Regions from separate parts of the Homo sapiens genome. Here all the other regions are linked to region 1. The links are chromatin loops, found by intact Hi-C in ENCODE. Cell type or tissue: heart right ventricle. All regions are shown on one strand. Each heading gives the region's core, and the rest is flanking DNA. Links, peaks and the distances in the headings are about the cores only. Region 1 overlaps CRYL1 (crystallin lambda 1). Region 2 overlaps IL17D (interleukin 17D). Region 3 holds the start of LOC107984553 (a long non-coding RNA gene).

Region 1 (5,000 bases), core at 1-5,000:
GAAGCCCCTGGTATCTGTAGCACCCCCCAACGGCCTCTTGTGTCTGGCCTATTGTGGTTGGATTTCTTTAGTAGTGGCACCGCTTTCAGTAAACTCTTGTCACCTCCCACTCCTCATTCACACTGTGTCCTCTTTGGTACCTGCAGATTCTGACCTTTTCCACGTCTCTCAGGAGCTATTGCGACTTGCTTTTCGTTGGCATTTTCCTTAACCCCATGCCTAAGTTTTAGCTTTCTCCACCTCATTCAATCATTTACCTGACTACTTTTGCATGATTTCCAATTTTCCAAAAAATTAGCATATTTTGTCCATTTTGTCTCCCAATAATCTCTGACCTTGTGGGCCTACACTTTTTTTTTTTTTTTTTGAGACGGGGTCTTGCTCTGGTGCCCGGGCTGGAGTGCAGTGGCATGATCTCTGCTCACTGCAGCCTCCACCTCGGGGGCTCAAGTGATCCTCCTACCTCAGCCTTTTTGCCATGTTGCCCAGGCTGGTCTCAAACTCCTGAGCACAAGAGATCTGATCTGCCTGCCTCGGCCTCCCAAAGTGTTGGGATTATGGGTGTAAGCCACCACACCAGGCACAGGTCTATGCTTTTAAAAAAAGATCCATTATTAGCCTGGTTTTACTAAGGTTTCTGGAGGGAGCAGAGATAAATAGATGTGCTTTATGTTACTGTGTGTAATTCAAAGTCCAGGACCTAGATTATTGCATGAATTAACGGGAATATACTAGCCAAAACGATTTTCTAAGTCATTCTGTAAAATCTATGAGCTTGTTATACCCTAAATCGACTTATTTCTAAATTCTAGTTCTCATGAAGTTTGGCCATCTTTGCCATTTTAACGTGTATAATAGTTGAGTAGCATTAAGTACGTTCACATGGTTGTGCAATCTGCAGAGCTTTTTCATCTTGTAAAACTGAACTCTGTGCCCATTAAACAACTCTTCTTTTGTGCCTCTGCCAGCCCCTGGCATCCACCATTCTACTTTCTGTCACTGTGAGTTTGACTGCTCTGGGTACCTGTTGTAGGTGGAGTCATATGGCATCTGTCCTTTTGTGTCTGGCTTATTTCACTTAAGCATAATGTTAAGTAAAAAGTTCATCCTAGGCCGGGCGAGGTGGGTCACACCTGTAATCCCAGCACTTTGGGAGGCCAAGGCAGGTGGATCACCTGAGGTTAGGAGTTCAAGACCAGCCTGGCCAACATAGAGTGAAAACCCGTCTCCACTAAAAAATACAAAAATCAGTTGGGTGTGGTGGTGCATTCCTGTAGTCCCAGCTATTTGGGAAGCTGAGGCAGGAGAATCGCCTGAAGCCGGGAGGGGGAGGTTGTAGTGAGCTGAGACTGCGCCACTGCACTCCAGCCTGGCATATGACATATGACAGGACTTCCTTCCCCTGTGGGGCCGAATAAGATTCCACCGTAGGTGTGAAACCATGTTTTGTTTATCCCTCCATCTGTTGGTGGACTTTTGGATTGCTTGCTTCTTCTGTTGTTGACAACACTGCTAGGAACATGACTGTGCAAATCTCTCTTTGCGATCCCGCTTCAGTTCTTTTGGATATATGCACAGCAGTGGGGTTCCTGGATCATATGGTGGCTCTATTTTTAACTTTTTGAGTTACCACCATACGTTTTCCACAGCAGCTGTGCCGTTTCCACATTCCCATCATCAGTGCACAAGGTTCCAATTTCTTCAGTCTTTTTTAAAAATAAATACATGCTCCTTTTGAGTACATTTCAAAGATAGAAACATTAAAAAAAATTAAAATCACCCATACCCTGTCCTACCGTGAGAATTGTTAACATTTCCTTTTCTCTAATTTTAAGTAAAAATTTAACTTTACTGGTTAGGAGCCAGTATTTTGAGTCCTAGTGTTAGGCTGACCTCTAGAGGTAGAACTGGCACATTGCAGCCTTCTACTAGTGCCTCTAACCTGACGTTAACTGTTAAGTGTGGCAATGCCACAGCCTGGTATGTGTGTGGCATTTGAAAATCCCGGTTGATTGGCACATCTTTTCTAGGTGTTTATGTACGTCTTCTACAAAGCTTGATGCAGAAGTTCTTCCAAAAGAATAAAAAAAATTGGAATTAATCTAACTGGGACAAAATGTTGCCAAAAGGCTGGGTTTGATTTGTGGCATGTGGATTTGTTGGCCCTAAAGAGAACACAGGGGTCTGTCTGCAGATGTCGGAAGCTCCTCCGCAGCTTTCACTGGACGTCCCTCGGGACCACACAGCAGGGTCCTGGAGTTTGCAGTTGGCTGATGGGTTCATGTGTGACCGTGTCTCTCCCTCATGCCCAGGTTCTCTGTCCTACCTGTGTGTGCTGCCCAGGGAGGAAGGGCCTGAGGCAGAACCACCACTGCACATTCCTCAGCCTGAGTCTGCTCTGAAAGAGGCGAGTGGTTGTGTCTTTTCTTGCCACTGCTTGCTGTCTCCATGGGACATTCTCATTCCGGGGTGGTCCCTGGAGGATCGAGGAACAAGAGACTCCTGTTCTCCCATTATCTGTCTAATCTCATGCAGTACTTTTGGGAAAAAAGGCTAAAAGTTTGCTTTGGATTAGTGGAAAGGTTTGAAGACGCACAGCTGGCCTACTAAGGCTTGGAGCAGGTGCTTTGAGCACATCAGGCGCTCAGACATAGTTTCCTAAAGGATGCAATGGTTACTCACTATGTTCCCAGACCTTGGCATCCAGAGACCCTGTGTGTGTTCAGTGGAAAGATGGTTGGGTGAGGCTGGGATGATGGCGCTAAGAGATTCATTTAGGTTTTGTTTACTTAAAAAGTGACAAAGAGGATTGGCGGTGGTTAGTTCTGGAGGGTGGAGAGATGAGGATGTTTATTATTCTTTCTACATTTAAAATTTCTTAAATAAATTATGAAAAGGAAATAGTCTTAGAAAAGCAATGGGCGCAGTATTAAACATCTCACTTATTCCTCCGTAACACAAAAAACTTTCAATTAAGCTGAAGTGAGTTTTTGCTTGGTAGCTACAAATAGCTCTTCTGCCATATGAATGTTTTTCTTCTGGTTGTGTTTATGGGCAGTGTGGTTGTCTTTTACCAATGTTGACTCCAAGGCTTAGCCACTGCTGCAGGTCAAACTTATATAAATCGTATAGTTAAAAACTGAAAAATTCAAATGTGTTGTAATCTCCAAACAAAGTCTGCGCTAGGCCCTTTCAGGCTATAAAGGACAGGGTACTCTGATTTCTGCTCTTGATGAGGGTTGATTGTGATACCAGGCGAGGGAGTAAGAGATACAGGACACCATCTCTGCGGCTGCATCTTTGTCGCAGAAACAGACATTGTTCAGGGGACACCTGAGCCTCTGATAGTCAGCCAGTGGCTCTGGCAGCTCACAGCAGTTATAGGGTGGCTGTGTCCTTTTCTAAAGTCCTGACTTTTTATGGCCTGTGGTCATGGTGACTCCACTACGGGCTGTGTTTCTGTTGCTCCTTCCTGCCCTCAACCAGTCTGCCCACTGTGGAAGTCTGCATTTCTTCTCCTTCTCCTTCTCCTTCTTTCTTCTTCTTCTTCTTCTGATGGAGTTTAGCTCTGTCGCCCAGGCTGGAGTGCAGTGGCGTGATCTCGGCTCACTGAAATATCCACCTCCCAGGTTCAAGTGATTGTCCTGCCTTAGCCTCCTAAGTAGCTGGGATTACAGGGATGTGCAGCCTCACCTGGCTAATTTTTGTATTTTTAGTAGAATCGGGGTTTCACCATGTTTGCCAGGCTGGTCTCAAACTCCTGAGCTCAGGTAATCTGCCCACCTCGGCCTCCCAAAGTGCTGGGATTACAGGTGTGAGCCACCGCGCCTGGCCTGGGTCTGCATTTCTGACCGCCCTGTCGCTATAGGGCTCAGGCTTCCCTTGGGCTGGTTACTGCAGCCACCACCGGCTGCCTATGGGCCTCTGCCATTGGCCCAGATTCACATGTGGGGTCCAGTCCGTGGAAGTCATGGTAGTAAGCTCACATGGCAAGAAGGTAATGGAGAATTTCAGAGGCCTGCCTCGGAGCACCAGTTCCAAGGGGTGCTTGACAGCCACAGCTGGCGGCTGCTCAGTCTTGCTAATCTAGAGCTTCGATTGTAACAGCCAACCCGAGTCTGTGCAAGATGGGAATCTAATTGGAGATCTCTGACAGAAGCTAGAGTTCTCTAACAGCTACATCATTGGCGAAAAAGAGAACTTGGATCCCCTAAATGGAGGGTCACCGGTGGGGGCATTGACTCTGAGTGGAGGGGAGGAAGAGTTTCTCTGAGAATTTATAACCATAGAGCAATCCTCAAATTCATACTACCTGTGTCATCTGGAAAACCCCCAAGCCAAGAATTCAGATTGGTTCCTTGGTTGGTAGCACCCCCAAGTGCCTGGCAGGAGCAAATTGCATATCATCCTCAGAACAATATACCTGCAACCACAGTTAGATGTCCAGATTTTTGGCATAGCTTTGGATGAGCCAGAACTTTACATGGCAAATGGGACGTTGCAGATGTAATTGAATTAAGAATGGCAAGATGGGGAGATTATCCTGGAATAGCTGGCTTGGCCTGGTGTAATCACATGGGTCCTTAGAGGGATAAAGGAGGAAGGAGACATGATGGCAGAAACAGGTGGGGCAGGGTTGGCTGGCTATGGAGGGGGAAGGGGTCATGAGCCACGGATGCAGGCAGCCTCTAGAAGCTGAGACAGGCCAGGAATGCATTCTCCCTGAAACCTCCAGAAAGAGTGCGTTCCCTGCTGACGCTTTGATGTTAGTCTACTTGGGGTTTCTGACCTCTAGAACTGTAAGATAATACATTTGTATTGTTTAAGCCACTGTTTGTGATAATTTGTTACAGTAGCAATAAGATATTAATGCTACTGCTTTATTGAGATAAATTTACATGTCATACAATTGACTCATTTGACACGTCCAATTCAGTGGTTTTATAGTATGTTTACAGAGTTGTGTAACAACATTTTCAAAGATGGATCAAAACATACTA
Region 2 (5,000 bases), core at 1-5,000, 220 kb before region 1:
ATCAGCAGAAACCCATTTCTGGCTGCACAGTCAACAACGTAAGCGCTATCCCTAAAGGCTAGCTAGCCATTGGCTAAGCTCGGATCTATCTATCGATTTGCAGCTGATGGCAAACAACTGGATGATTGCATTTCCCAAGTGGGTGTGAATTTCATGACCATACCGGCCCAGGACTTCTACATTTCCTCTAATGAGTACATAAGGTCATTATTAACCCAGTAAGCAATCAGTGTTGCCAATGGGATGGCTTCCCTGGAGGCACACAAATGAGCTTATAAAAAATAGTAATCAGTGTCCCCCCCACCCCCAGAGATTCTGATTCAATTGCTCTAGAGTGGAGCGGGGGGCTGGTCTTTTTTAAAACCTCCCCAGATAATTCTAATAGACAGCCCTGGTATAGACCAGTTGGTCTCTATGTTTAAGAGAAGTAATGAGTCACGAAGACAGGTTTGTGTTAGCCTTCCGATCTCTCACTTTCCCTTTGGAGCAAGCCCAGCAGCTGGGAGGGGGAATGGTTTTGAGACCACAGGGGAAGGAAGGGGCAGGACCACCACATTGGAAGCACTATGTGCAGCCAGGACGGCTGTGGGGCCAGGGCCGGGTATAGTAGGGCTCTGGTGGCTGGCCAGGGAGTAACTGGAGACCACAAACAGCTTCCCTGTTGCCAAGCCATGGCCAGCAGACCCATCAGCTCCACCCTCCTTCCATGAGCTAAGGCCCCAGGGAGCCAAAGATCTTCAATATGTGCTGCCAAGAAGCTCTGAAAAATGCTTTTCTGGCCCCCACAAGAAAACATCAGTCGTGCATTTCTCATGAAACAGGACATGGAAAAATCAGCCTGGGATAGCAATGAGGTCTGCCCAGGGCACGGATCCCCACTGGCTTCCCCAGGCCAAGGAGAACTAGCGGTCAGTCCTGCCCTGTCTGGGTACTGAGGTTGACTTTGGTGCAATCCTGAACTTAACATCAAGGTCAGGGCTCCAGAATGAACCCGGCTCCTCTGCCAACTGAGCTGGCTCAGGGCTATTAGGAAAAAGAAGGCTTAGCCTGCCCACCCTCTCCTCTCACTCGTGAGGAAACTGAGGCACCAACAGAGTAGCGGACTTGTCCAAAGTCTTCCAGCTCTCCTGGGTTAGCCCAGCCGCCCGCACTGCCCCCCACAGCCAAGCTGCCTAAGCCTCACGGTAATAACAGATGCGGTGTGCGGTTTGTGGCTATTTAGCAGCCAGCCAGGCACTTGGTAAACAGTGAGGCTACAACAAGGAAATCCATTTATTCTGGGGAAATTCGTTCATCTGGGAGGTAGGGGAAGAGGAGAGAAAGACTAATGTTTTGGAAAAGAATTTGGAAGATAATTCAGAAAAAAAAGTTTTACAGAGGGAAAGGGAGAAAAAGAAATGAGAATGAGAACCCACATTTCTTGAAGGGTTTTATTTTGTCATGGCAAATGCCACACATTCATTGCAGCTGGGAAACATCTCTTCAAAGGAAAAACACGACTCATGCCCACGGGGTGGCTTAACTCTCCGCCCGGGGGAAGCTGCAGAATCTGGGTTCAGAGCCATCTTTGAAGTGTCTGTCCTTGGGGCAGGCGCCTGTGCGCACCAAGGGGGGAGTCCACCCGACCGCCAGTGAGTCAGTTGTCGCCACAACACTGGTTATGAGGAATAATCACTATCACAACATGAGCCTGGACTCTTTAATTCCGGAAGAGTTTCCGGTAGATTCTTTTCTCTTTGGCCTCTTATTTAGTGAGCAGTGTGCTCATTGCCAGTTTTTCATGTGTCACTTCTGGAAGACAGACACCATGAGGAATTTCACTTCATGGCATGTGGGGAACTTCCTGAATTTGCCCAAATCATTCTGTTGGCATTAGGGCACATGCATTTTATTCAGGTGAGGAGCATTGCAAGAGGCGCTGATGGAATGAAATATTATCATCATCCCTGGTTACTCTAAGAATGCTAAAGTAAAACCCAGGCAGTAAGGGGAAAATAACTATCAAAGCAAAACGAACATACCTATTTTCAGAACGAGAGACTTTAATCCCATAACAATGCTCCTGACAATGCTTTTATTTTTACCCTGTGAAACAGTGATAGGTGCAGTAGAGCCTGCTGTATTTTAAGAAGCTGGGGCAAGGGGGGAGTAGCGGGGTCTGTGCTGTACCTTGGCCAGTTCAAGGTCATTTAAGCATACAAACATTTTAGGGGGAAAATACCAACATTTCTTAAATAAGCTGCTTTAAACAATGAGTTTCTCTTTTTCTCCAAGAATGAATGAGGATGAACAATGTCCCGCCGGCCGTCTCACAGGCTGTGACTGAGACCTTCCCAGCCAGGCAGCAGAGCCCTCTGTCCTTCACTCTTCCTTTCTCTAACGCCCTCGTTTTCTCAACAAAGCGTTGTCATTAGAGGATGGCGGCGAAAGGACACTGCACCTGTGCTCATGTACTATGTGCAGAGACTCCGTGAAGGCGTGGCTTAGTTTGCTTTAAGACATTAGAAAATAACCCACAGTTTGGAAGCAGGGACCCAAGGAAAAACGTTATAAAAAAGAAAGAGGGAGGGAGGGAGGAAGGAAGGAAGGAAAGAAGGGAGGGAGGGAGAGAGGAAGGAAAGAAGGGAGGGAGGAAGGAAGGAAAGAAAAGAAAGGAAAAAAGAAAAAAGAGAAAGAAAGAGAAGAAAGAAAAGCACCTCCCATCCCCAAATTCCACAGACCACGCGGTGGGCCGGCCCGGGCAGCCAGTGCGCTGGGCGAGGACGCTGGCGCCGTGCTGCCCCCTGTCGGCCAGAGACGCCGCTGCAGACACCTTCGCCAGCCGGTGCTCAAGACAGTGGGGACGCGCGTACCACAGGGGTCTCAGCCTGCAGGGTGGGGTTTTTTTTTTTTTTTAGCGTCGGCACACACATTTGAAAGTGCATAAAAGAGAGACATGCATTTGTTAAAGGGGTAGAGGATAAATGGGAGTTTGTTTTTGAGACGTAGTTTTGCTCTGTCACCCAGGCTGGAGTGCAACGGCGCGATCTCGGCTCACCGCAACCTCCGCCTTCCGGGTTCAAGCGATTCTCTTGGCCTTAGCCTCCTGAGTAGCTGGGATTACAGGTGTGCGCCACCACACCCGGCTAATTTTGTATTTTTAGTAGAGATGGGGGTTTCACCATGTTGGTCAGGCTGGTCTTGAACTCCTGACCTCATATGATCCACCCGCCTTGGCCTCCCAAAGTGCTGGGATTACAGGCATGAGCCACTGCACCCGGCCTGGTGTCTTAACAAGAAGGATAGCTGTAGTGAGGATAACTTTCTCTAACATTATACTCCTAATCTTTCTCTAATGTTATAACCCCTTAGATAAATTTTTTAAAAAAGATTTGATGGAGAGAAAGTGATGCGAACAGTACCTTGTGACTGCAGGAGGAGTGTCAGGGTCTGTGGTTCCTGGCTGTATTCCAGGGGGCCTGCCCACCAGCCCCTAGACAATATTTGATGAATGAATGTGACCCTGGGTTTCAATATCGGTCAAGTGGAATAATTAATGGACAGCCCACATGGGAAACAGGTCGCAGTGAATGGGCCATTGCTGAACTGCCCACAGGTAACTGGAAGCTGAACTTGGGCACATTTAGTAAGTAGGGGATATCCTTAGGTACACTGAGAGCCGCCAGTCTTCACAGCTGTATAGCATTTTATCTGACTAGCTGCCTATAGGCGGTCATTCAGGTGACTTCCAGTCTGTATCCCACATCTGTATCCCAAGGTGGCGCTTTTCAAATGAAATCCCTGAAGGGAATTTATTTTCTTGTGATTTCCCCTCTTCCCCAATGTCATCTGCTGAAATTCTGGTACTTGGGTTCTCCACAGGAAAATACCGGCTTCCTTCAGCCGGGGTACCTGAACCGTACCTGCACTGGGCTGCTGGGGAGGGTCTCATGGCCTCTTCGAATGCCGTTGGTGACCTAGGGTGTCTATTTGAAAGTTACTTGACCTCCTGTCCCCTGTTCTCCCTACTCTCCTTTACTCTCTGCTATGGTCTGTGTCCCTCCAACAGCTCATGTGTTAAAAACTCAGTTGCCATGGTAACAGTGTGGGAGGCGGGGCCTTGAAGAGGTGACTGGGTCAGGAGGGCTCTGCCATCCTTGGAGGGGTTCCTGGTAAAAGGATGAGTTCCGCCCTTCCCTCTCTGTCACTTGCTTCCACCTTCCAGCGTGGGACGACTCTCACCAGATGCCAGCACCAGACCCTTGGGCTTTCCAGCCTCCAGAGCCATGAGCCAAATCAACTTGTACTTTTTTTTTTCTTTTTTTGAGACAGAGTTTCACTCTTGTTGCTCAGACTGGAGTGCAATGGCATGATCTCAGCTCACTGCAACCTCCACCTCCCCAGTTCAAGTGATTCTCCTGCCTCAGCCTCCCGAGTAGCTGGGATTACAGGTGTGTGCCACCACGCTCAGCTAATTTTGTATTTGTAGTAGAGCTGGGGTTTCTCCGTGTTGGTCAGGCTGGTCTTGAATTCCTGACCTCAAATGATCCACCCACCTCAGCCTCCCAAAGTGCTGGGATTACAGGCGTGAGCCACCACGCCTGGCCAACTTGTACTCTTTATAAATTACCCGCTCTGTGGTATCTGTGATGGCAGCAGAAAATAGCCTAGGACACTCCTTGTCCTTTTCTTTGTTTACCTCCCGACTACAGCTATCCATAGAGTTGTTTACTGTAAAATAAATTAGGTGTAGTTTCTTAAATTGTCCAGAGGAAAGGAGTTAAAGAAGAAAGTAACAAGGCCTAAAAATAAATTATTGCACATTATTCATAACCTAGAGAAAAGTTATCTTTAGACGACTACCAAAAATTGGAAAACATAAGCTGTTAAAAAATATTCAGAGTACTGTACTGGTAGGTGTTTATCTTTGGGGTTTCTTTTTTTTTTTTTTTTTTTTTTTTAGACAGAGTTTTGCTTTTGTTGCCCAGGCTGGAGTGCAGTGGCGCGATCTCAGCTCACCG
Region 3 (10,085 bases), core at 3,745-8,744, 310 kb after region 1:
CAATCGAGTGAGACAGACTAGAAGTTCCTAGTGATGGCTTATGATAGCAAATGGCCTCATGTCAAATATTTAGATGTAATTTTGTGTAAGAAATACAGACTGGATGTACCACCAACTACTACCTGTAATGACAGGCCTGTCCAACACATCTCCCTTTTCCATGACTGTGGTAGCCAGCATCGGAAAGAACGCTGATTTAAAGAGGTCGCTTGGGAATTTTATTGACACAGTACCATTTAATGGGGAGGACAAAATGGGGCAGGGGAGGGAGAAGTTTCTGTCGTTAAAAACAGATTTGGAAAGACTGGACTCTAAAGTCTGTTGATTAAAGATGAGCTTTGTCTACTTCAAAAGTTTGTTTGCTTACCCCTTCAGCCTCCAATTTTTTAAGTGAAAATATAGCTAATAACATGTGAAAAGAATAGAAGCTAAGGTTTAGATAAATATTGAGCAGATCTATAGGAAGATTGAACCTGAATATTGCCATTATGCTTGACATGGTTTCCAAAAAATGGTACTCCACATATTTCAGTGAGGGTAAGTATTTTCCTGTTGTCAAGAATAGCATTGTAAAAGCATTTTGTAATAATAAAGAATAGCTTTAATGATATGCTTGTAACTAAAATAATTTTGTAATGTATCAAATACATTTAAAACATTAAAATATAATCTCTATAATAATTTAAAATCTAATATGGTTTTAATAGAACAGCAAATTTTAATTTCATCTATCACTTTTTATATAAATACATTAATGTTTTATATTTCATAACACCAATGGGTAAGTTGCCAGAGTGTCTGACCCCATTCTGCCCCAGTTACAGAAAAGCTTCTGTCACCAGAAAGTTTGGTGGGGAAGGAAGGGAGGAAGATGATTTCTACCTAACCCCGTGCCCACCTCTACCAGGTTTTTGAGGCATATCAGTCTATGGACAATGTGGTGTTTGGTCTGGAAACGTACCTTGGTGAATGCTGAGTTGGCTGGACATGACCCGTTTAGCTCCTGGATGAATCCCAGAAGTGGACCTTCAAAATGTTACTCATAGCATGACCTTGGCTCACTGCAACCTCTGCCTCCCAGGCTCAAGCGATCCTCCCACCTCAGCGTCCCAAGTAGCTGGGACCACTGGAGTGTGCCACCACACTCCACTAATTTTTTCATTTTTTGTAGAAACGAGGTCCCACTATATTGCCCAGTCTGGTCTCGAACTCCTGGGCTGAAGGGATCCCCCTGCCTCAGTCTCCTAAAGTGCAAGGATTACAGGCATGGGCCACCGCACCTGGCCTGAAACTGCTTTTTATTCCTCAGTGCCCACTTCCATGGGAAATAAGCCTGCCAGGTCAGCCTGTCCCCATGGGAGTGACTGCCTGCTACCCCCACAGGCTTGCCCGGCCCTCGTGAGCCTCTCCCAGAGACACCACCAACAGTTCTGTTCTTTCATGGTACAAGATTTCCATCCAAGGATTTCAAAGCATTTCACACATCAATAATTAGAAGTATTTTCATAGAGGACCATACACTTTTAAAATGGATTTCAAAGAACAAAAACCAGTCAACTATCACCCAGGTAATAGAAAATGGGAAATGGTTTCTACCTGACTTCCAAAATGCTCTGCACATAGACTGTGAAAATAGGATTTTTTAAGCTGGGTGCAGAGGCTTATACCTATAATCCCAACACTTTGGGAGGCTGAGACGAGAGGATCACTTGAGCCCAGGAGTTCAAAACCAGCCTGGGCAATATAGGGAGACATTGTTTCTATAAAAAATAAAAATGTTAGCCAGGCAGGCGTGGTAACATGTGCCTGTAGTCTCAGCTACTCAGGAGGCTGAGGTGGGAAGATTGCTTGAACCTGGGAGGTCCATGCTGCAGTGAGCTGAGATTGTGCCACTGCACTCCAGCCTAGGCGACAGCAAGATCCTGTCCCAAACAACAACAACATCAAAAAACACAGAACTTTTAAAATAAGTACATTCACTTCTACAAGCTATGTAGATTATTACTCTCAAGCTATTAAAAGACCAAGCCAAAATAATTATGGGCTACTCTCGACCACTTGTAGGAATGGATAGAGAGGTCTGGTCACATGCCTGGAAATTAGAGCTTGAGCTCTGAAAATGATAATCCTGACTATATCTCAAAGCATCAGTCTGCACTTTGTATGGAGCAAGAAAAAGCCTTGTGGAAGCGGCCTCCCACCCAGCCGAGCCCTCGGCGTGGACAAGCTCTGCTTTTTATGAGCAGTGGGTGCAGCCTCGCTGCTCCCTCCTCCTGTCAAAAGACAGTCACAGCTGGGGTGAGCAGATCGGGCCCACTTGGGAGGCCCCAAGGAATATGCTGCAGGGGTCGGGCCTGAGCCACCCCCACGGGTTGGTCTTTGACAACTAGAGAGCAGCTGAGAGGTGGGTAAAAGCTCACTCACTTACCCTGACCTCAGTGTCCTCATCTTAAAATGGGTTTCCTGAATCTTTCCCCGGCTTAGTGGCAATGAAATAAGATAATTTATGTAAACGTTCTCCACATAGTAAAGCACTAAGTAACATATGACTGTCATCTGTTTTCCACTAGACAGATCCCAACCTGGAAGAGTGACAGATGGTATTTCAGATACAAGTGACTCAAGCAAAGCTTGATAAACTGGGGGCTGGAAAAAAATGCACATTTACACAAAGCCTGGAGTAACTGCAGCACAGGCAGGTGAGTCTAGCCACATAAGCCGGGAGAGGAATGGCTGGGGGCAAATATAGCAGCAAAAAAGGATAAGGTGGTGACAGCTATGCGACTCTGTAATTAAAGAAAGGTCAACAGAGTAACGAAGAAGGCCATTGACTCATCTGGTCAGGGTCTCTACACTTTCCATACATCTCACCAAATGCTTTTCCCATATCACCTCATTTGCACCTCGCAGCAGTGCTCTGAAGTCCTAGGCTGTTAGTGTTATTCTTGCTGAGGGCAACAGGAAGGCACTGCTCAGAGAGGTAAGAGATCCTGCTCAGAGGCCAACAGCAGCTGGTCCTACCACACAGAGGATGTGGACCGCACTTCTACAATTCTCTAGTGCATTTGATTCCTGAAGCCGGTAACAAGCACAGTAGGAACACCCCAGCTGCCCCAGTGTTCACAGGGTCCAGGGGCAACCCCAACTTGGTGAGACGCTGTTCCATTTCTGCACATGGCTAATGATTCGTTTTCCCAGGCAATATTTACTGACTGCCACCAACTGTTAGGGGCTGGGGGCATAGCTGTGAACAGAACAAAACATCAGGCTTCACATTGAAGGAGGCCGACTCTCAACAGATCCCTGTAGGTGGTACCTGCTGCAGGTAATTTAAATGGAGGAAAATAAGACGTCATGAGGGAAACGGGAAATTGCAATGTAACTAACATAGGGTGGTCAGGAGATCCGGAGGATACAGGGCAGCAAACCACACGAGTCTCTTAGGGAAGCATCCCAGTGAGACGGAAAGGCCAGGATGCCAAAGAGTCAGGGCGAGAAAGGGGGAGATGGGGCCAAGGAGGGCGTGGCTGGGACAGATGGCGCAGGCCACGCAGGCCGCTGTAAGGATTCATGGTTTTAAGACGGAATTCTAGCATCTGCTCTCCAGCATTTGTTCTGCCCTCTGATGGACCCAAAGTCAGTCTATTTTCCACTTGAGAAAGCTTCGAATAGCTGAGAACAACAGGTCCAAGTTCAGACTTTATCCTCCTGCTCCACAGCCCCACATTCCTTCACACATTCAGCATTAAGCAACTACTGCATACCACCTTACTAGATACAGGCTGCCTTCAACTTCCCTAAGAAAACGCATGCTCTGACAGTCAAGCAGCAGTAACTGTGCTGGGAGACTCCTCCTCAAGGCAGGAACAATATTCCAGTCCACAGTGTCCTCCTAGAAGGCAGATGGCCCCCTGTCCTCAGTGCAGCCCCCGACATGGCTGAGCCATGGAACCACTGTTCTGGACATCACGTTATTGCTCAAGTGACTTAGCTTTTTAACAGCCCTGTCACTTTTGCTCATTTCAAAATGAAAAGGCAACCAATGTGATTTTTGTAATTATAGAATATATAAATACATTTTCACTTAAATAATACAGGAGTATACGAAGTCAAAAGTGAAAGTCTCATTTCACTCCCCTGCTTGGAAGTTTCAGTGTTAACATCTGGATTATATCCTTCCAGACTTTTCCCCTGTGCAATTGAATATACTCATACTTATATACATAGACACACAACACATACGTGACCATGTTGGTTTGCATTTCTTACATCATTTTTTCTATGATTGTTTCCCATTTAGTAATATGTCTTAGAAATCCTTCTAGGTCTGGCCAGGTGTGGTGGCTCACGCCTGTAATCCCAGCATTTTGGGAGGCCGAGGTGGATGGATCACTTGAGGTTAGGGGTTTGAGACCAGCCTGGCCAACATGGTGAAACCCCTTCTCTACTAAAAAAATACAAAAGTTAGCCAGGCATGGTGGTGCATGCCTGTGGTCCCAGCTACTTGGGAGACTGAGGCAGGAGAATCTCTTGAATCCAGGACGTGGAGGTTGCAGTCAGCCAAGACTGCACCATTGCACTCCAGCCTGAGCAACAGCGGGAGACTCCATCTCAAAAAAACACAACAAACAAAAAAACCCACAAACAAAAACAAAAAGGAAATCCTTTCATGTCACCATGTATAGAAATTTGTTCTTTTAACAATGTACAATGTCCCATCGAATGTTACTGAACCATCTCCTTGTTAAGTGATAGTAGCATTGTCTCCCATTTTTCACAAAGTCTACCCTTCCCCCCATTTTTCTTTCTTTTTTTTTGAGATGGAGTCTTGCTCTGTGGCCCAGGTGCCGCCCCCCCACCCCCATTTTTCTAACCTAAATTCAGGGCTTTGCATTGTCCCTGTTACATTTCATCTTGCTGGTTTGGGCTCATCCTTCTGGTCCATCCAGATCTTTTTGAACCCTGTCTTCAGTTTATTAGCAATTCATTCCAACTTTATGTCATCTGTCAGTTTCATGAGCGTGCTTTCTCTATGGTCACTTAAGCCAATAAAAATGTTGAATAAGGAATGCCACCAACAATTTCCTGCTAGCTTAACATCAGTTCACTTACCAACATGATTCAAGTTTGGAGTTTTATGGATAAAGTACTTAGCCACATCTCATTCACAAGTTTCCATTTCATAGTAGGGATATTATGGAAGGCTGTCAAGTGTTTCTGCAAAAATACCTAAGGGTATCCATTATTTGATTAGCCATTTCAAAAACACATTTACGGAGATCTTCATCTGGGCAGAGCATTATTCCAGGCCTCTGAAGAACCAAAGATGATTTTGAAAGGAGGTCACAGTGCAGACAGCAGGTGTGTATATAAGGTGGCTACTTTACAAAACAGGATATGGCAAGCTGGACATGACAGGCACAGCAAAGTCTCTGAACAGAGTTCGGGGCATGAAATTGTTTCTTTTGGGGGTCTTCAGGAACAATTTCATGAAAGCTAAATCATGAAAGATAGCAGGCTTTTGCCAGGAAAAAAAAAAACAAGACTAGTGATTAGTTTGGCGTTTTCGGTTTCTTTGAGAAGCGAAATAACTTATCAAGGACTCTTTTTGCCACTTGATGTTATAATTGGTTGATAGGTCTCTCAGAAGCCCTTTGTGCAAACTAGAACCTGCAGGGATGTGCAAAGCCTCTCTCTGCTGCCATCTGCTGTCTTACAAGAGGTAACTGCAAGAGGTTGAATCCTCCAATGCCCTGGGGATTCCCATTGCAGGGCAGGGGCAGCAGCCTGTGTTAATAACCACCCGAACAGCCACATGTACCCCTCCACAAAAGTGTCACTGTCTCCATTGCTCTGGAGTTTGTATTCCCAATTTGTAATCTTTGTTAGGGCACTCATAAAAAATTAAAAACAAAAATTCACACAAACATACACTACTTTCATTCATAAACAACACAATAACCAAACTGAGAACAATATCAGCAAACATCTATAATCTCGTGGTTGTAGTTAGTAGCTTTTTACAGGTCCTTATTTAGGTTTTTCTCAGGTTTCTCTAACTATTCTGATCCTTGGATTTTGAAATTTTACTATCTAGGACTATAAATGCTATGACGTCGGATTATTTCTTGACACTCATCCACGAGGGGAAAATCTCTTATTTAGAAAAATGTTTAAATCAACATCTAATGTAAACATGGAAGCTCTCTAAAGATTCAGCATCATTTTATTTTACTTCTTTTATATTCTTACGAAGGGAAATCACCTAACATATTTCACTCAAAATTTTCAGGATTTTTACTAATTGTGACATCTACTTTTCAAAAATAAGAAGTAGGTTTGGGAAATTTTGAGTCACAATAAATCAGGAAAGTATGATTTTTTTTTCACATTTGCCCTGCCTTTTCCAAAGGAGAGAGATCTCAATGTGAACAGATATTTGTACATCCATGTTCATTGCAGCTCTGTTCACAACAGCCAAGAGGTGGAAGGAGCCCAAGTGCCCATCAGCGAATGGACAGAGAAGCAAAATGTAGTCTATGCATGCAATGGAATGTTATTCAGCCTTAAAAAGGAAGGAATTTCTGACACATGCTACAACATGGATGAACCTTGAGGACATCATGCTAAGTTAAATAAGCCAGACACAAAGGACAAATATGTATAATTCCACTTAGATACTCACAGCAGTCCAATTCATAGAGGAAGAGAATGGAGTGGTTGCCAGGGGCTGGGAGGAGAGGGGATTGGGAGTTGTCTAATGAGTACAGCGTTTCTATTTGGGAAGTTGGAAATGTTCCCGGAGACGCTTGGTGGTAATGGTTGCACAGCAGTGTGAATGTACTTAATGCCACTGAACTGTGCACCTAAAAATAGTTAAGATGGTAAATTTTATGTTATGTGTGTGTGCACATGTGCATTTACTACAATTTTTAATGAAAAAAGTGAAAAAAGATCTTTTAACACAAGAGACAATGGATGGGCTGCATTGAAAGACATTGATTGCGATCAAGCATGTTAAGATGCGTTCTGAACTCAGACACACATCAAACCCTGTTAATGTCTCTATCCTATTTTATTAGCACTATAATGCACTGAAATAAACTCCTAAGCCCATGCACATTAACCATAAACATTAAACTAAGAGGACAGGTCTGAGCACACAGCTGGGCCTTGCCCTTCCTTGTGAAAAACAATCACATTCAAGTCTGGTCAAGTTATTTAGGGGAGAAGGACCAGAAAATTATTCTGCCTCAAATTCAAATGGCATGCTAGAACTGCCCTTTCCTAATCTTAAAAAAAAATTTATAGTACTCTCTATAGCCCATACTAGGTAGAATATTATGCATTAAAGTTATTCTCCAGAAAAATTAGCTGGGTGTGGTGGAACACACCTGTAGTCCTAGCTACTCAGGAGGCTGAGATGGGAGCATCACCTGAGCGGGGGGAGGTCAAGGCTGCAGTGACTGGTGATCGCACCACTGGACTCCAGTGTGGGAGACAGAGTGAGACTCTGTCTCAAGAAAAAAAAAATGTATTCTCAGGAATGGTAATAAAAGGAAGAGGCACCCATGTCAAGCTTTGAAAATCTCATATTTCTCTAAATCTAAATCTCTGTGTCGTTAAGCCCCTTGGCAACTTATTTCCCAAAGCTGGTATGAATTATAATTCATTTAGTAATCTAGTCTAGGAGTTTTCATCCGTATTCCAAACAGAAGTAGAAGTTTTAATAATACTCATCATCTATGTCCAGAAGCACATAAGAACTTGGAAGAATTTGTTCTCCCCAGCCAGCAAACTTCTAGTTGTAGAAATGGTAGGAAAAATTCAAAGTCACAAAGAGAGAATATTTTCATAGGATTTTCATCCTCCAGAGCCTTTGACAACCTTTGGGTTCCCAAAAACATACTCCAATGCTCTAGGAAGCAGCAAGCAAAATCAGTCCTTATGGGAAACACCTTGTTGCTGTTACTGTTTTAGTGATTTCTTCTTGGCTTACTCTGCTCATTCTGAATGGGAAAATAGCTATGTTTATGGGCCTGGGGGAGTGAAGATGTGGTCACAAAGGAGAAGGAAAGGCTAGAAATTACAAATGTCCAGCACTTTGACTCTATGTGTTAGTTATGTGTGGTCAGAATTTTGTAAAATGACTTAATTTTGTTCATCCAGAGAATAGCACAGGAAAGGCCAGAAGGTTTATGAGAAAACTCAGGTGAATTCAAGGATGGCCTAACTGAAAGAACACCACATAATTCCAGACTCACGAACTCAGTCCAGCGAGGCTCAAGGGGAGTTATAAAGTCCTCTGGAACTCGGTTCTGGGCTCTCAGACCTTGCAGGAGAGGACAGCAAAGGAAGGTAAGATAGCTCACATTGACGAGAGTGAGCGAAGGGCACACTCTTGAAAGGGAGAGAAGTCTCACTTACTGGGGGTGGAGCAAGGAAGGCCCCTAAGCAGAAAGAGAGAGGACAGAGTTTGCTTGCTGGATAATGAGAAGCCCTGGAGTGTTTCGCAGCTGGAAATCCACACAGTCAGAGCTGCGCTCCAGAAACATAACCCTGAGGCAGTACAGTAGCATGTAGCCAAATAAATTTGGTGGCAGAAATGGAAAAATACATATTAAATATCTTAATAACAATCATGGGCTTTGTAGCTGCCAATGCCCCCAGGATCCCCTGCCACCAGCCATGGTCAATTCTGCCATGTTTTATGACATTGCTGAGCCCTTAAGCCACATCTCTTCTGAGCTAGCTGCAGACAAAGTTCCAAACATAGCAGGAAACATTCATGCTGTGAGGTCTGGAGAGAATGGATTTGGCCATAAGGGCTCCTGCTTTCACAGAATTATTCCAGGGCTTATGTGCCAGGGTGGTGACTTCACACGCCATCATGACACTGGCAGCAAGTCCATCTATGGGCAGAAATTTGATGGTGAGAACTTCATCCTGAAGCATTCAGGTCCTGGCATCTTGTGCATGGCAAATGCTGGACCCGACACAAATGGTTCCCAGGTTTTCATCTGTACTGCCAAAACTGAGTGGTGGGCCAGCAGCCAGGTGGTCTTTGCAAGGTGCAAGGAGGCATGAATATCATGGAAGCCATGGAGCGCTTTGGGTCCAGGAAGAGCAAGACCAGCAAGATCACCATTGCCAAATGTGGACAACTCCAATAAATTTGATTTGTGTTTCTCTTAATCACCAGAGCATTCCTTCTGTAGCTCAGGAGAGCACACTTCCACCCATTTGTTCATAATATCCTATAATTTTCATGCTCTTGCTGAAGTTTTTGGAGCTTCCTTTTTTTAATTCTCCTCCACTTCTAGCCAGATTGAAGAGTTAAGTTTATGATTATGAAACAAAAACTAAATACAAAAAAAATCATGACTTGTCAATAGATAAGTAAAAAAGGGTGAGAGAGAGAGAGGAAAGACTCCAAGGTGACTATATTTTTATATCTGTGCAGTGGGAAATAAAAACAAGTAAGTCTCCAGACCGGGCACCATGGCTCATGCCTGTAATCTCAGTACTTTGGGAGGCTGAGGTGGGGGAATCACTCGAGCCTAGGAATTTGAGACCAGCCTGGGCAATATAGCGAAACTCCAGCTCTACAAAAATGGGTCCAGAAATCAGTCAGACATGATGTCTCATGCCTGTAGTCCCAGCTACTCAGGAGGCTGAGGTGGGAGGATCACCTGAGCCCAGGGAGATTGAGATTGAGGATGCAGTGAGCCATGATTGCGCCACTGCACTCCAGCCTGGGTGGCAGAGTGAAACTCTCTAAAAAAAAAAAAATAAGCCCCAGGGCAACGCATCTGTGTCATGAGGGGAGACAATAGTCTGATTTAAAACTTGCTGAGTAGGAGGCGGGAGGCACTTGCAAGGTGGGAAAATGAAGCAGGCTAGAAAGGCTTGTCTAAAACTCATGCCAAACGCAGGCTAGAAATATTCGTGTGGGCTATGTCCTTGCATCCCTGATGGCTGAGGTCACCAGAGGAGGCAAAGTACTCCAGGGAAGGAGCAGGGGGAGAGCCGGCATGGAAGACCTTCCAGGGTGCCAGGGTCGAGGAGCAGGGAGGGCCTCAAAG

Evidence for each region. Peaks named below come from ENCODE experiments on the same cell type or tissue, not always from the same donor. Only the 100,000 strongest peaks of a DNase experiment are listed, where the experiment ranks them.
Region 2: it touches region 1 in a loop (4-fold over the local background); 70 of 110 quality-filtered maps call a loop at or near these places.
Region 3: a loop joins it to region 1, with 6 times the contacts of the local background. A loop is called at or near these places in 71 of 110 quality-filtered maps.

Annotation. Positions count from the first base shown.
Region 1 is chr13:20,492,212-20,497,211 of GRCh38, reverse strand. All of the region lies in intron 2 of CRYL1 (crystallin lambda 1), which reads left to right. Among named protein-coding and RNA genes, the nearest start is that of CRYL1, 31 kb to the left of the region's middle. RefSeq lists an enhancer at 3,371-3,870. In heart right ventricle, for the core only: CTCF peaks have their summits at 1,692, 1,898 (motif pointing left) and 4,367; a DNase peak (open chromatin) is centred at 1,931; H3K4me3 peaks cover 752 bases; H3K27ac peaks cover 1,388 bases.
Region 2 is chr13:20,710,569-20,715,568 of GRCh38, reverse strand. The region is part of intron 1 of IL17D (interleukin 17D); the gene reads right to left. Among named protein-coding and RNA genes, the nearest start is that of IL17D, 9.4 kb to the right of the region's middle. In heart right ventricle, for the core only: a CTCF peak has its summit at 2,789 (motif pointing left); DNase peaks (open chromatin) are centred at 708, 1,579 and 2,788; H3K4me3 peaks cover 1,907 bases; H3K27ac peaks cover 2,723 bases.
Region 3 is chr13:20,178,066-20,188,150 of GRCh38, reverse strand. LOC107984553 (a long non-coding RNA gene) reads left to right here and starts at 1,960. Exons shown (of 3, transcript XR_001749956.2): 1 at 1,960-2,699; 2 at 8,170-8,358; 3 at 9,013-9,195. It overlaps GJB2 (gap junction protein beta 2), which reads left to right. Exons shown (of 2, transcript NM_004004.6): 2 at 1-681. It also overlaps the pseudogene PPIAP28. In heart right ventricle, for the core only: a CTCF peak has its summit at 5,703 (motif pointing left); a DNase peak (open chromatin) is centred at 5,740; H3K27me3 peaks cover 706 bases.